2 separate regions of the Homo sapiens genome follow, and region 1 is linked to region 2. A link is an interaction called in ENCODE POLR2A ChIA-PET data of the cell type or tissue named here. Cell type or tissue: A673. All regions are shown on one strand. Links, peaks and the distances in the headings refer to the core of each region. The heading gives the core; the rest is flanking DNA.

Region 1 (8,340 bases), core at 147-8,146, 67 kb before region 2:
AAGATCTGATGAATTTCTCTTATTTTCAATTATTATGTTCACAAGCATGCTTTCTTTGCATGTATCAGACCCTTCGCACCACTTATTGATTTTAGTGGAAAGCAGCTTCTTTAGCTCCTCCCATGCTACTTGCTTTAAAGTTTCACTGACAATAAAACCGCCTCAGTGAATATTCCAGTTCAGTTTGATTCAGCTAGCACCTATTGAAGTTATGATAATTATACCCACAATTTGTACACTGTTTGAATTGAGGCCAATGGAGTTTCAGATAAGCCAATTAATTTAACTGTAGTCAGAAAAGCAATTCTTAAAATCGGAGCTTGTAATTTAAAAAAATTCTTGAGTAATTGAAAATATTAGTGCTCTTGAATTGCCTAATGGTTTCTACAAGAACTCTTAAGGCTTATTTTGTCTTTTTTTTTTTTTTTTTTCCTGATCAGATTTTGAACTCTGTTCTCTCCCAACCCCTAATGTTTTATTTGTATGATACATGACCATCTCTGGGGACTCTGAAAGATCATCTGTACTTTCTTTTTGTTTGAAAGGCATTCCTAAGTAAGAGGAGTAGGATTAAAGAAACCTACTCAATATTACGTATTAGAAAATGAGTTATAGGATGTTTTGGTCAGGAAAGACTCATTGAACTAGAATAAATTCTCGCTAGTCTAAATAAAAGAAAGCATTTGGAAAAGTCTCATCAGAGGTTATTTTCAGTCTGAGAGCTGTAATGGAACACTTGGAAAGTTGTCCTTTCCTCTTCAACTAGCAAAATGATTTCATATTCAGAGCTGAAGAATGTTTTGAGGCTCTCCAAGAAACTATGGCTGTGGAATGAATCTGTCGTGCTGATTTTCAAGTCCAGTCTAGCGCAGAAATGGCCAACTTTAAAAGTTGGGAACGGAGGAAAGAGGTACACAGTATTAATCATGCACGTTTTCACTATTCAAGACTCCTTGTTGTCTGTCCTGTATTCCTAACCTATTATTTGACATCCACTGTCGTTTGTTCTGACTTACCATTTAGATCCTTTGTGCAATTTTCATAAACTGGATTACTAGAACTCAGCTAAACCTCTTGAAGTTACTACCACATATCCCTCCTTTCTCTGCTTTTGTTCCCATGTTCCTGATCTGGAAAACTCCTCTGTCTCCTGCCTCTTATACTGTCCCAGGATATCTGTGCACTGCCTGCCTTCCAAAATTCAATTCAAAAGCCACTTTCTCCAGGGAGGTTCCTTTGATCATCTCAGTTGGGAAGAGCCTCACCTTTCTTTGAACTTTGAGAGGATCACATATGGCTCTTATCATATTCTACTTTGTATTACAACTATGTCTGTTGCATCTCAGAGATGAGATTTAATACTTTGCAATTGAATTTATTTCTTTTTGTGCTTTTTACAGTGTCTTCTGTAATGTGTTCTGGATAGGTGAAAGAGTAAAAAGCCTTTTTTAAAGTTTTCGTGTTAGTGCCTGGAAACAGGGGATCCAAACATGTTAGTAAGATTTAAAATGTTCAGAGGCAGGGGCTTGTTTAGCAAGATGTTTTCATCCAATAATGACCACTGGGATCCCTCTAAATAGTAGCCCAGCTGGCACTAGCTTCCTCTGGTAGTCATTATACAAATTAGAATCTCATCTGAACTTGCCTTCTTGGCCATCTATTATAGTCAGTAGGCAGAGACTTAATACTTTTTCATTTTCTGTCAATTGTCCTCTCCTATCTCACCATCCCCAACATGCTCATACGCATACTTTCTGTAGATGGGGAAGTCCGCCAGCTACTCTGAAATTTCAGAATTTTTATTTTGGGGGAAACAATGAGCATGCATTCTTTTGGGGACTTTGGTTCTCTCAGTTCTTTGGGAATCCAGGTCTATTTGTGTAAATCATTTTTTATTTGTATAAATGGTTAGCCCTGGGAGGGCAAGGTGTTAGGGCTTACCTCAGGCCCTCCTGTTTAGGGATGCTGATTGGTCTTGGCAACCCTCTCCCCTCTTCTAGCCCACCCTGCACCACGCAGGTGCACTGTTCTTGGCCTCTTCCGTGTTGGATAAATCATTTCTGTCCATATACAATATTATTGCAACATTTTATTTTCATCTTTTCCTCTCCCTGTTACTTGTGTCAGCATTATCTATTTTAGAGGGTAAAACCCTTGAGGATATGAATTATGTCTGTCAGCTTAACTCTGAAGAGTACTTAGCACTAAGCTAAATCTTACAAATTAGTACTTACTAATAGCAATAGTGCTGGTTGTAATATTGGCTCATTTAGAGACTGCAGTTTGCCTACTCAGCCTTTGGAAAGGATGCCCAACTACTTCCAGCTTCCAGGAAGAAAACATTCAAGTGTAGTGACATTATGTGAACAAAAACAACGCCCTTTAAATTGTTACTATCTAAAATGAATTATTTTAGGATCAAGATAATAAAACATTAATACTCACATAATGATGGTGACATCTAATTCATCCCTGAGGATGTTCAAGCAGTTTATGTAGCTCTGCTAATACACCACTGAAATAGAGCCAGTGACTGTGTGGCTATACCAAACGGGAGAGAAACTCAACAGTGTGTGCCCTGAGAGCCATTCATCCCCTGAGATTTCTATTTTCAGATGTCATGTTATAATTTCTTTCCTTAAGCCTCAGAATATGAAGGTATAAGATAAACTGGAATGGAATTCTTGTTTGATTGTGTATCCAAATGTGATTTATGGAGCGGAAATGCTTATAACATGCTTGTTCTGAGTCTAGCTCACACCAAATTAACCCCAATTAATTTCTCATGTAATTGGATAGAGAGGATGTAAAAGATCAGAAATGCTAAGCTAGATGAGTGGAATGTCCAAATTTCAAACCTTTACACAGAAAGGCTTTCAATGACAAACTCTATTAGATTTAAGTGGAGAAAGAGGAGGAGGACATGTAGGGAGAGGACGAACCAAAGAAACAGTTCAGCTTGTTAGAAAGAACTTAAGTCTGCCTGCCTGTGTCTAGTAGAAAAGGCTATGTTGTAGCATAGCTGATGAATTCTGTTTGCTGTGACTTACCTAATTAATTTACTACACCCCTGTCACAGCCCGTCACTTAGTTCTTTTCACAATGGTCTAGTTTCCCACCTTGGGTTGCAGTAGACTTGGTCATTAAGTGGAGTCCAATAAGTGTTTTGTTTTTTCCTTGTCTGCAAGGCAGGTATGTGTATAGGCAGCCTAACGTTCCAGGCAACCAGTAGGGAAAGAGGAAGCTAACATACGCCTTAGGGGATTGGGTTAATGAGGAAACGTATGGTTATGAAAGGCATTAGACGGCTTTAGATCTACGAGAGACACAGCTGCGGCTCATCAGCAAATGTTCTTTGGCTCTGACGTGAGCTTGACTAACTTATGTCTACTGAACCTGCTGGGGTACATCCTGTAGAGTGTGCTTATAGTCTCTTTGTTTACTTTTACATTTAAAAGTTACCCTTAATTTATGAAAGAAGTGACTTGTATGTGACATTTTTAAAAAGTTTAATTCTTTGAACATTGTTGAAGATCAACTGTGTGCCAAGTATTCTTTTACATACTGGGACTCAATGAAGAATAGAACATGTTTCCACCCTTTAAAAAATGTTTATACTATTAAATTCAAGATGAGCATGCTTATTATAGTGTAGTAAAATGAACAAGCATCAGAAAAAGTCAGAAAACTGTGTTTGAACAACAGAAACATTGGGAAAATACATCAGAGACCTTACACATACACACACACACACACAGTATATGATTTCAGGTAAGTCATTTAATCTTTAAGCCTCAGTTCCCTCATCTGCAAAATGGAGATAATATCTACTTGCCAGATATAGAAGCTTGAGTGAGCTAAGAGGTCTAAAGAATGTGATAAACTGTGAAGTATCACTGAAAGATAAGTTAAAAATCAGAGAAACAAAAAGTACTGCCCCACATGAAAAGTTAATTGTATTTGAAATATCTCACTAAAAGATATTTGAAGAATCATCTACATGATGGATTGCACGTAGCTGCTAAAGGCAAGGAGTTACGAATTACATTACTTCTAAATTAACCAGTTCAGGGAAGAGGAAGAGGAGGATTAAAATTCATTATCTGGAATATTTTATATGAGGTTTTTTTTTTTTGTTTGTTTGTTTTTTGAGATGGAGACTCTGTCGCCCAGACTGGACTGCAGTGGCATGATCTCAGTTCACTGCAAGCCCCACCTCCTGGGTTCAAGTAATCCTCCTGTCTCAGCCTCCCAAGTAGCTGGGATTACAGGCACGCGCCACCACGCCTGACTAATTTTTGTATTTTTAGTAGAGGTGGGGTTTCACCACGTTGGCCAGGCTGGTCTCAATCTCCTGACCACAGGTGATCCACCTGCCTCAGCCTCCCAAAGTGCTGGGATTACAGGCGTGAGCCACTGCACCCAGCTGTATTTTTATGAGTTCTTAAATAAAACTCATATAAAACTTTCATGGGAACCATGAAAGAAGGAGAGAGGGAGAGGGAGAAGAGAAAAGAAAACTCGGCCTACATCCAGGGACCCAAATAAAAGTGTTATGGAGGAAGAATACAAAGCCCCAACTGTTTTTGTAAAACTTGGGGTTGCCTGTCTAATATCTAAAGGAACCACTGTTTGAGTTATAAATTCAGCACCTGATTTGCCAAACCTTTTCTCTCTGTTTCAATGTGGCCAATTTGAACAACAGAAACATTGGGAAAATACATAAGAAAATTTCAGCACCTTGCCAAACACATTTATTTTGAAGGACTTCAGATGGATTATGGGCATCCTATTTATTTGAATTAATATATTTTTCCCTCTAAATATTAGAATTTTAGATATTGTATTAAAAGTCGAAACTGCTTTGGTTGGCAGTCTTCCATTACCCACACTTTTAAAACTGCTTCATATCCCATGTTATTTTCAGGACCTCGTTGCCTGCTTGCTTGACATCAATGATATAAGTACCTTTATTAAGTTACCAACTTGAGTTGCACTGTGTAGAAATGTTATTCTTTAGTCATGATGAGCTATCAAAATGAATTGAAAAGGCACCTCCAAAGTCTTGGTGATCTTGCTCCTTTTGATAGTTACCACCCCTCCATTGAGATTCCCAGCTTTTCTGTTCATTTTGATCCTCTTGCAAAAAGCACTCAAAATTGGCAGCTTCCATGACTCCATCTTCTAGAGGGTGGGTGGAATCAAGAGTGAACTTCAGAACCTTCTTTTTCTGTCTTCCTTCTCCCCATTTGCCACAAGCTTTTTCACGGGTTCCATGGCAGCAGTGGAGGTAGAAAGAGGAGATGGGCAGACTATGCCAAGGCAAATGGCCCCACCTGAGTTTTCTTAGAAGTGGATGCAATGTGGACCAACTGTGTTTTAAAGCATGAGGCTTCCTTATTTTCTCTTTCTTAATACATCAGTAAGCTGCTCAAACAAATGAAGAATATGTGGAATACAACGACAAATGCTAAATAAGCATATTTGAAAAAGTGTGAGTTTATTACATGTAGACCTTGTTCATAATTTCAAGTCCTAAGGAAATATAGTCCAGTCAACAGGACCAGCAAATGTATGTATTTGAGTAAGCCTTCTGAGTCGCCACAGTCCCAAATAGGAAATGAAAAAAAGCTGCCTTTACTGACTGTCAAAGATAGGGCTCACTAAATGAGTGAATGCTACTGCGTTACATGTGCTACTCCACCAAATTTTATTATTGTAAAAATAAAATTGAGCCCAGGAGTTCAATACCAGCCTGGGCAACATGGTGAGACCTTGTCTTTAGAAAATTAGCTGGGCGTGGTTGCCTGCACCTATAGATCCAACTTCTTAGGAGGTGGAATTAGGAGGATTGCTTGAACCTGGGAAGTCGAGGCTGCAGTGAGCTGTGATTGTGCCACTGCATTCCAGCCTGGGTGACAGAGTGAGACTCTCTCAAAAAAATTTTTTTTGAATAATTGGAATTATATTATTTAAAAGGATAATATTTATTTATATTCTGATATGTGTTTGGCATCAGCTGTTGTCATACATGAGGTTGGAAATAATGACTGGCTTCTAGATAGCTCATCAGTTCATTTTTCTGAGCTTCTTGTGATTATTTTAGCCCTCAGCTGGACTACTGCTAAATCCCCATGGCAATAGGATCCCCTCTGATTCCTTGGTGAGGTGATGGTGATTTAAAAAAAGTAGTTTATACACAGACACAGTGATGGCACTAGAGATGTTGAATAGTTGTGATTACTTAGAAATTGCTCTCGAGATAGAACATTTGAAGGAATAATTAGAAAAAGTGTGCTGTTCTTTTTTTAAAAGCAGCTTGATTGAGATAGAGTTCATATACTACAAAATTCACCCTGATTATTTTTAAATAAAGGGAAAATATTAATAGGTGTCCTACTACAAACCATTCCCCCTATTTTCAAGGATAAACAATAACAAATATAGATTTTAAATAATAAGATTATCTCATAGGTGGGAATTGAACAATGAGATCACATGGACACAGGAAGGGGAATATCACACTCTGGGGACTGTGGTGGGGTGGGGGGAGGGGGGAGGGATAGCATTGGGAGATATACCTAATGCTAGATGACGAGTTAGTGGGTGCAGCGCACCAGCATGGCACACGTATACATATGTAACTAACCTGCACAATGTGCACATGTACCCTAAAACTTAAAGTATAATTAAAAATTAATAATAATAATAAGATTATCTTTTCAGTATTATTACAGTGGCCTTTAGCATTTTAAAATCTACAAGCAAGCAAGGCTTCAGTGGACCATGCAGAATGTTGTGGTTCCCTGTGTTGGAGAAATACAAGTTTCTATGGGATAAACAAATGCATGCACATGCTGGCCAATTGTCAGAGTGAAATACCAAAAAATTCCGTTGTGGAGTAAGTGATAATCAGATTATAAAGAATTAAAGTAAGAAAATACCTTTTGGGTTGTACGTAGAAAAGAACATGATAAAGATTATCCTCATTTCTTTTTTTCTTTTCTTTTCTTTTTTTTGTTTTAGACAGGGTCTCGCTCTGTTACCCAGGCTGGAGTGCAGTGGCACGATCAGGGCTCACTGCAGCCTTAACCTCCCAGGCTCAGGTGGTTCTTCCACCTCAGTCTCCTGGATAGCTGGGACTACAGGCATGTGCCACCACACCCAGCTAATTTTTTGTATTTTTTGTAGAGATGGGGTTTCACCATGTTACCCAGGCTTGTCCTCATTTCTTGATGAATCTTTATTTTTCCTTTAGAGCTGATTTAAACTTTTTTTTGTGAGAAATATAGCATCTATATAGAAAAGGTAGTTAAGCCCGAGAACCAGCATAGTAAGTAGTATAAAGCCAGCACCTTTGTAACTGCTACTCAGATCAAGAAATAGAACTGCTGGCCTCTTAGGAATGTGCCATATTTCCCCCTTTGATTATGACTTTCCCCACTTCAGTCCTCCAACCATGACTTTCAGGCTGATCATCTCCAAGTACGCATATATACACACAATATAAAACCATATATCTATATGTATAGTGTTACCCCTTGAGTGTGTATCTGTAACCATTAAAGTTTAATGTCACCTATTTTATAAGTGTGAAGAAATGAAATCAGGTGTTCTTCTTGGCTCAGCATCAGGTTTGTGAGATCCATTCATAGGAGCATGCAGTACATGGCTTGTTTTCATTGTAATCTAGTATACCATTGTATGAACGTAAATATAAGTACTGGTTCATTTTATGGTTTGTGGACATGTGGCTTCTACCCAGGTTTTTACTGTTGCCTGTTCTGCTTTGGACATTAGGGTCTATAAAACCTGATACACGTGGCATGAATTTTTCAAAGTATGGTTCCTCTTTTGGCAGCATTAGCATAAAACGTGTTAGAAATGTTGATTCTTGGGCCCCACCTCTGACCTACATTCAGATATCACCTTGGACTGTATATTGTGTATGTTTATGCTTATTCCAGTGACTGCCTTTGCTCAGGATACTTTTGGATCTTCCAGGTTGGAATCCATTCATGTCGGCACACACATGTGTACCCATGCAAACATAACACTCCCACATTCCAGCAATTGACTCGTTGCTCATATTTGAAAAAAATTAGCTTTATCAGTTTGAGTCAAATCTTTTGTTATTTTCAAAGATAAAATAAATATCCAAAAGAGAAAGATTTGCCAACATTGAAGATATTCAAAAGAATATGCAAAAGATTGAAGACCTGCTGAAGGAGGACCTGAAACAGGTTGGGCAAAACACCATTCCTAGAATGGAAGCTGCAGGGCCCTACAGAGAAAGCAGTACTGACTCTGGAGTTGAGCAGATGTGGGTTCAAACCCACA
Region 2 (8,340 bases), core at 53-8,052:
TATTCAGGGCCAGCACAGCCAAGTGCATTCCTCTGAATTTGTTTCTGTGGAGCTTCCATGCCAGTCAGCTTGGCCATATCATGTTCTATTGCCATGCTAGATGAGAATTTTAGACGTTCAAGAATACTGAGGGAGAGAATTTTTTTCAAATTTTTTATTTGCAATGAAACCTTTTTTTCCCCTCAAAAGCAATCTTATCAGACAACTAAGTAAGTATAAGAAAGAAGATCTGGATAGTGAGGGTAGAATTCTCAAGAACCTTACTTAGGCTTTCCCTTTCTCGGCCAAGCCCCTGACTTGGAATTCCCCCTTACTCCCAAAGCTCTGTAACCCATATAGTTTCTTCTCCTTTATTTCCTCTGTAACCCTGATGGCTTTCTTTCTTTTCTTTTCTTTTTTCTTTTTTTTTTTTTTTGAGATGGAGTCTCGCTCTGTCACCCAGGCTGGAGTGCAGTGGCACGATCTCGGCTAACTGCAACCTCCATCCCCCAGGTTCAAGCAATTCTCCTACCTCAGCCTCCTGAATAGCTGGGATTACAGGCGCCTGCCACGACGCCCAGCTAATTTTTGCATTTTTAGTAGAGACTGGTTTTCACTACCTTGGCCAGGCTAGTCTCGAACTCCTGACCTCAGGCAATCCGCCCACCTTGGCCTCCCAAAGTGCTGGGATTACAGGCATGAGCCACCGCGCCGGCCGATTGCTTTCTTAAAGTATGGCTTGCAAACCAGTAGTATTATCTAAGGCTCTCTTTTCTTTTCTTTTCTTTCTTTTTTTTTTTTTTTTGAGACAGAGTCTCACTCTGTCACCCAGGCTAGAGTGCAATGGTGTGACCTTGGCTCACTGGAACCTTCACCTCCCAGGTTCAAGTGATTCTCCTGCCTCAGCCTTCCTAATACGTGGGATTACAGGCGCCCGCCACCATGCCCAATTAATTTTTGTATTTCTAGTAGAAACGGGGTTTCACCCTGTTGGCCAGGCTGGTCTCAAACTCCTGACCTCAGGTGATCCACCTGTCTCGGCCTCCCAAAGTGCTGGGAGTACAGGTGTGAGCCACTGCACCTGGCCTAAGGCTCTCAACTTGATAGATGTGAAAACTGAAGTCCAGGGTTGTTTGCTGAATGGTCCAAGCTAACAACAGGGTAGTGGCTGAACTGTGACTTATAACCCAGGTTTTACAGTCTTGTCTAATGTGCCACATAGTCCCATTTCTACCCTTATAGCCCTTTACCCCCATCAGTCTTAGAGCTTGAAGGTGCAAAGAGAGGCAGTTGTATTAGGCAGGACCCCACAGGGATGGGCAGATAGGTGGCTGTGTTAGCAGACTGAAGTCTCTGGTCCAGGATTGGAGCCTGATCATTTTTACATTAACTGGGATCGTGAATTTATTCACTTGCAGCCGGTTTATAGATGATTTATAATGAAGATGCCTCTTGGTTTTCAGTAGGGTACATACTTTTCCAGGGCATATACTTTTATTTGTCTGCTGGTTTACTTAATTGCTGGTAGCCCCAGCTGCTAGCAGTAGTAGTCTAATTCCTGATAGGGCAGTCCAGTGCACAGAAGGGCTCCTTGCCGCTCTGCTCGGCTCAGTTTTTCTGTAGCTCTTAAACTTTCTCCCCACCCCACTTAATAGAGTACATGTTATTGATTTGGAAACTGGTATCAAAGCTGGTGGGAGAACGAGATATACCAGTGAATATAAAAGTCAAGAATGACACGTTTCAGCTGCAAGAATATAGCTTTTTTATTAAAAAGTTTTTGCACCGTGTATTATCTGGCCTTTGTGGGCAGATGGAAGTGATGCCCATCAATATAGAATGTGTAATGATGTACACGTGCAAATATGCTCCTGGCTCTTAGAAACGTTTTGATGAAGCGCTCGAGTTCATTCCCATGCAGGCCAATGCATGGATTCTGAAAATAACTGAAAATTAGTGTCTCGTTCCTTTCATCCTCACCGATTTTCTAAAGAGGCCACCGCAAAGGAGAGAGCATGTTCCACCATGATGGTCCTGTTTCACCCAGTGCGTGGGGGTGCTCCAGATGTGAGCAGTATGAACGAAGACAACTTTCCTTTGATGTGGGACACAACTTTTACCAACCTTCCCCAAACATATCTTCCTGTTTCCTGTGGGATTGTAGTGTACACTTGTTTAATGATTGCTAAAGTAATGGAGAAACAAATGTGAATCTGGCCTGCATGCTTCCTTTCCTTCCTCAGAAACAAAGTGGGGCTCTGGAATCCTTGCTGTGCCTGTGGAATGTGTCAGGAAACACAACCCTGAGTTCATTAGTTGAGATTGGCAGCAAAGCAGCCTTGGGTCTGGTGGAGCTGTGGTAGTAGGGGTCCTTCTAGTCCTTACCATGGAGAGTGGTCACTCTGTTGCTTTCAAGGTTTCCCAAAGCCGGCATTTGTATTCATAATGTCATTTTGTGCATTTGGGTTATTTTCGCCAAGTTCATAGCAGCTGTAAATAAGAAGATATTTAAGTCTGTTTTTTTTTTTTTTTTTAAGATTAGAGGTATTTCTCTGTTTTGTAACGCACATGTTCTCAGTAGGGATTTGTCTGTTGACAGAATGAGGGCTCTCTAAAGAAACACATATATTCAAGGCTCTTCTTAACATCTACTTCAGGTCTATCTGCCAGGCTAGTGATGTGTTTTTTGGGATCCTTATCCACCATGAAATCTAGTGTTGCTTGTTCTATATTTGATGCCATCTTTTAAAGTAACAGGCTATGAGTAGTTTGTTGCCGTCCACATGTGCTTTTCCAGCCATTCAAAACCTTTTTTTTCTAAGACCCAACATGCACCCCTTGATTATTTTTGGGTTACCTTATTATTCATTGCACTTATGCAGGGGCAGTGGGTCCATTCCTGCGGCATTCCTATGATATCCAATTATAGTAACTGTGTTTGTGTTGCTCAGTTAGAAGTTGAATGAGCTGGAGATTTAATGATCTAGTTAATCAGTTTATAATTGGTAATCAGAAAGACTGAGGGTTTAATCAGCCAGTGTGATATCATATGAGCCATTGGTTCCCAGATGCTGGTCCAACAACCACAAGTATTCACAGATTTCTAGGCCCATCTGGGGAGATTCTTATTCAGTATGTCTCAATATAGACTCTAGGAATCTATCATTTTTCGAGGTTCCATGGAAGTTTCTGGTGCAGGGATGTCAAAGTATGCATGGTATAATGACTATGTCTTTTAGTGATAATGTTTTTCATCTCTGTGTGTCTCAGATACTGCTGGAATGCCTTAACTACCTTCTTTAATGGAATATGTTTATATGGGCATTCTGGGCTATGTGGGAGAAGGAACCTCAGGCTGGCCATCGGGGACCTGGTTCTAGCCTTGGTTCTGCCACTCTCTCAACCTTTCATCAGGTTAGAGAAGTCTAATCTCTGTGTAGGTCTAATTCATAAATTGAGAGCATCAGATTATGCAAAAGGCATTTTTCAGCTTTCTAACATTCTTCGAAGAGCTTTGCCTCCCTAGGAATTGCTTTTGTTGTCACTGTTCACGAACAGCTGTTGCCTCATTTAGTTTAGCGTGTGCCTAGCCCCTCAACCAAACATGAATCACGGTCTGCTTCTCAGGAGAGCTGGTAGCTCTCCCCGAATTCAGGATGGCCTCTTTTCCTCTTCTGTTACTGCCACTACCAATCACCCACAACAAGACCAAAGTACACTGTTTTTTTTTTGAGACAGAGTCTCACTTTGTCGCCCAGGCTGGAATGCAGTGGTATGATCTCGGCTCACTGCAACCTCTGCCTTCTGGGTTCAAGCAATTCTCCTTCCACAGCCTCCCAAGTAGCTGGGATTACAGGTGCATGCCACCACTCCTGGCTAATTTTTGTATTTTTAGTACAGACGGGGTTTTACCATGTTGGCCAGGCTGGTCTCAAACTCCTGACCTCATGTTATCTGCCCACCTCGTCCTCCCAAAGTGCTGGGATTACAGGCGAGAACCACCGTGCCCAGCCTGTATTGGGGTTTCTGCTAAAGAAAATTCACATTGCAGTTCTGACCTTTCGTATAAAACCTCAGGGTTTTTTACCCACAGATCCCTTTTTGCAGGCAAGAGATGCTTGTCTCTTTGGGCGTAAGATGTGACTGATGTCATAGTCTAGGGAGCTGGGCCTGTACTGCCTCACCCCCTTCAACAAACCTTTCATTTCCAGGAACTTGCTGTAGATTGTCTAGGGGGGCCAGCTGAGGAGGGGGGCAGAACATGGTAACCCCTTAAATCTCTGGTTGTCAGCCATTGTGGAGCATCAAAATGATCCATAGTGCTTTTAAAATTGTGCATGCCCGTGTCCCCCCAGCACCACCTGGGCCAATTGAATCAGACTCTCCAGTGTGGGACTGGTCATGTGTGTGCGTCTGTGCGTGTGCGTGTGTGTGTGCGTGTGTGTGTGTGTATTTTTGAGACAGGGTCTTGCTCTGTTGCCCAGGCTGGTGTATGGCATGATCATGGCTCACTGCAGCCTCGACCTCATGGACTCAAAGTATCCTCCCACCTCAGTCTCCTGAGTAGCTGGGACTACAGGTGCGTGCCACTGCACCTGTCTGATTTTTTAATTTTTATTTTCAGTACAGACATGGTTTCATTATTTTGCCCAGGCCAGTCTTGAACTCTGGGGCTCAAGCGATCCTCCCGCTTTGGCCTCTCAAAGCCCTGGGATTACAGGTGTGAGCCACCATGTTAGGCCAATTTTAAAGACTTTACTTTAGACTCTACCTTCCATGCACTGTCCCTCTGCATTCTGAAATTATTTTTTGTTAAGTCAGGTATAAATAAATTTTCACGGAGAGTTGTCATGAAAATGCAGTAAATGGTGGTCTGAATCTGTTGGAAATACTGCTTTGAGACTAGGAGGCCCTCAGAGGCTGAAGGCTGTTCACTTTAACGTTCCCAGCGTATGGTTTAGAGATGGCCACCACTAAGGATTTACCCCCGGTGGTGCCTGTCTACCATGGTTTAATGCTTCATCATGGAGAACAGGAAGTCATTCATCGTTTTGTGAAGTGAATTTTAACATAATTACTCATTTATCTTCTATTCAGTGCAATTTAACAAATACGATTGGGAACTTACAATGTACTAAGCATTGATGTAGATGCTATGTAGTGAACTAAACAGAATTCCTGCCTTCGTGGGAATTTCTCTTCACCAAAATATATATATATTCACTTGGAGTTTCACACGACTGAATTAAATGGCTGCATTATGAAATAACATTTTAGAAGAATTTTTGAGGATTGACCTGAGTTATCCCTAAGATCACAAATGGAATCAGAAAATTTGGAGTTTAGCATGTGAAACCTGGATTAAATTAGCAAAATGTTAACCAAGGGACTGTGTCTTACTAATGCAGCAAATAGTCAGGAGTGGTTTGGAGAAATATTTTCTGAAGGTGAAATGAATAAACCAGTGGGTATAGGACTTTGCCCCAAAAAAGTCAACCAAGGACATTGACAGAATTAAAGTTTGTCCTTTGACTTTAAAAATAAGTCTTCAGAGCTGGGTATGGTGGTGCCTGCTTGTAGTCCCAGCTACTTGGGAAGCTGAGGCAGGAGGATTGCCTGAGCCCAGGAGGTTGAGACTGTAGTGAGCTATCATTGTGCTACCACATTCCAGCTTGGAATCTAAAATTTAAAAAAAAGAAAGAAAAAAAGTCCCCAGAGAGTCATTTGATAGAAATCTTTTTTGACTCTTTTTTTTTTTTTTTTTTTTTTTAGCTCCATGTATTTTATTTCATGTATATGCAAATACCTTTGGGCCCTGGAGTTACCAGTATTTTATGTTTGTTTCATCTGATCAATGAAAACATTAATTAGCTGAATGCATATGTTTCAGGATTCTGGGATGCTACTTCACAAATTACTGCAGATTTCTATACTCACCTTAAATGGGTTAATATAGCTTCCACGGTGTCTATTTCTGTATTGTAGTTTATGCACTGAGATTTTTTGATTCAGTTATACATATGAACATTTTAAATGTGCCTTTTAAAGAATTTAAATACTCATATCTTTTTGCATGTCTTTTTTCCTTTTTACAAAAGGAAGCTATGGTCGTTTTTTTTTTTTGTTTTTTTTTTTTTTTTTTACCATGACTGCATTCTTGGATTCCAAATGTATGCTAAAAAATTCGTGAGACTGCAAAGGCAACCAATGAAAGAAAAACACATTTGATATGGATTTCAAAATATCAAGAGAATCTGGAAAGGAAACCAAGATCAGCTTTTGGTTGCAGCTCATATGGCTGTTTGTGAGTTAACTAGCTTAGAAGGGAAGTAAATAGTTTATGAGAGAGAAAAAGATAGATATTCTGGAAATCATTATTAAGCTGAAATTTCTGCATCTAATTTTGGAATGTTTATGTTTAGAAAGTCACATGCACAATGAAAATGTGTGTTTCAGGTTTGTGGAGAAAAACAGCGCTTTGAGAAGTTGATGGAACATTTCAGGAATGAAGACAATAACATAGATTTTATGGTGAGTTATTTCAGTATTCAATAAAGCAAACTCAGTTTCAATACTTTTTTTCTAAATACACACACACACACACACACACACACACACACACACATATTTATATTACAAAGGACAGGGAATTGCAATTAATATGCTATAGATCCAATCTAGAATGTCCCTCTTAATCTGTATTTCTCTTTGATTTCCATTTTATTCCTTACATACACGGTATAGTAAAGACAAAAGTACTAATCATAGCAAATAAAGGGGAAGCCGTGCAGTTGGAAACAGCCATGCCTGGTGCAAATGCTGCCATTGTTTAATTGTTGATGATGCTGCATAAGAATCCTTAAGGTAGAAGCAATCTTGACCTTTTTTATTTTTGCAGGCCCCTGCCAGTGCCCTTCTCCAGACTATATTCTTAAAAATTAAAGTGCTTTGGTTTGTAGAGTTGACTGTATGTATCTCCAAAATGAATATGCAGCAGTGATTTTTTTTTTCCTCCCTGATCTCTTTCCTGCTTTGGTAATTCTGTGAGGGTATAATCATATTGGGGCTGTCCTTGGCAGGTTAGGTGACATACAAGAACATGCGGTTCCACAGCAGTCCTGTCATTCTCGGGTAAGAACATCAAAGTGAGTTGCAGCACTTCTGCATTCATACACGTAAATCTTAATCTGGAAGGAAGATAGAATCTACCATAGTGAATTTCTCCAGAAGTTTTACGCTTGAGTGCACCCAGATCTGTAGGCGTTGACCCAATCCAGTTGCCCTAGGGAAATTCTAGACCCAGGAGATCCTAACCGGGCTGTAATTTCCCAGATCACTTCTAACCTGAAGCAGACGTACCAATGACTCCTTACCTTGCAGAGCCTATGCTTAGGATGCCAAGTGAATTTTTCATTTGAATTGCTTCAGTGATTATAAAACATGAAACATAGCTTTGCAGATTTCTAACCCTTTTTGTGAAAAAAAAAAAGAAAAAAAAAAAAAAAAAGTTTGGAGTCCTCAAGTTTTATATGCGTCTTAGCCCTCAGCCCCTTCCAAAACCAGTGAGAAAGATGAAATCCTTTATAGAGAAGATTTTCTGTTGCATAAAGCATGTTATTTGCTTTTCAAAGTGTGTGTGTCTATATATATATACTTTATATATATACATATATATGTATATATATGTGTCTATATACTTTATATATATACACACACATATATGAAACAAGGGACATTTTTACACTGACTTTTAAAATCTTGTTATTAGGATTTTTTAAAGAAGTTAAGGCTGATGCTGGCCCTGGTGATAAATACGTAAAGAGATTGGTGCCTTGTCTCATGATGTGAGTTTCTTTCTTGTGCCTTTTTAGGGGAACTTATTCATTCTGTTAGAGTTGAGGTTGCAAACTGTAGGCTTTCATGCTAAAGCCAACCTACAGGCTTATGAGTTCAGTCTGACAGTGATGACCCTACTTAAACAATTTGGACATGATGCATAAAAAATACACATCTGATTTGCTTGGAAACTGAAAATATTTGAGAACACTAGGCCCCTGTTCCTGCAGAGTGTCAGCTGCTGGAGCCAAGCAGCCCCTATTGCTTTAGTCCAAAGATGTCCTCTCTAGTTTGTCACAGTCCACACCATTCCCTTTGCGTGACACACAGCCCAGCCTGCTCATTTATGATACCTGCCAGACCTCCTTGCCATTTGAGTTTCTGCTGAAATTACAATTATATAAAGCCCTTTAAAACACCTGTACTATCCATACACAAACTAGGTTCCATTTTCTGTCAGTTCGTTTATTCACATATACATGCAATGAGGTACCTTATTTAGAGGCTGCTATTACACAAGTTCTA

What was found. Peaks named below come from ENCODE experiments on the same cell type or tissue, not always from the same donor. Only the 100,000 strongest peaks of a DNase experiment are listed, where the experiment ranks them.
Region 1: POLR2A ChIA-PET joins it to region 2 with 15 read pairs; 4 of 35 experiments call an interaction of 5 or more read pairs at or near these places.

The regions. Positions count from the first base shown.
Region 1 is chr2:152,534,152-152,542,491 of GRCh38, forward strand. All of the region lies in intron 2 of FMNL2 (formin like 2), which reads left to right. Among named protein-coding and RNA genes, the nearest start is that of PRPF40A, 180 kb to the right of the region's middle. In A673, for the core only: no CTCF peak of the experiment used is centred there; a DNase peak (open chromatin) is centred at 3,300; H3K4me3 peaks cover 790 bases; H3K27ac peaks cover 1,383 bases.
Region 2 is chr2:152,600,904-152,609,243 of GRCh38, forward strand. It overlaps FMNL2 (formin like 2), which reads left to right. Exons shown (of 26, transcript NM_052905.4): 10 at 6,436-6,510. Among named protein-coding and RNA genes, the nearest start is that of PRPF40A, 110 kb to the right of the region's middle. In A673, for the core only: no CTCF peak of the experiment used is centred there; a DNase peak (open chromatin) is centred at 4,988.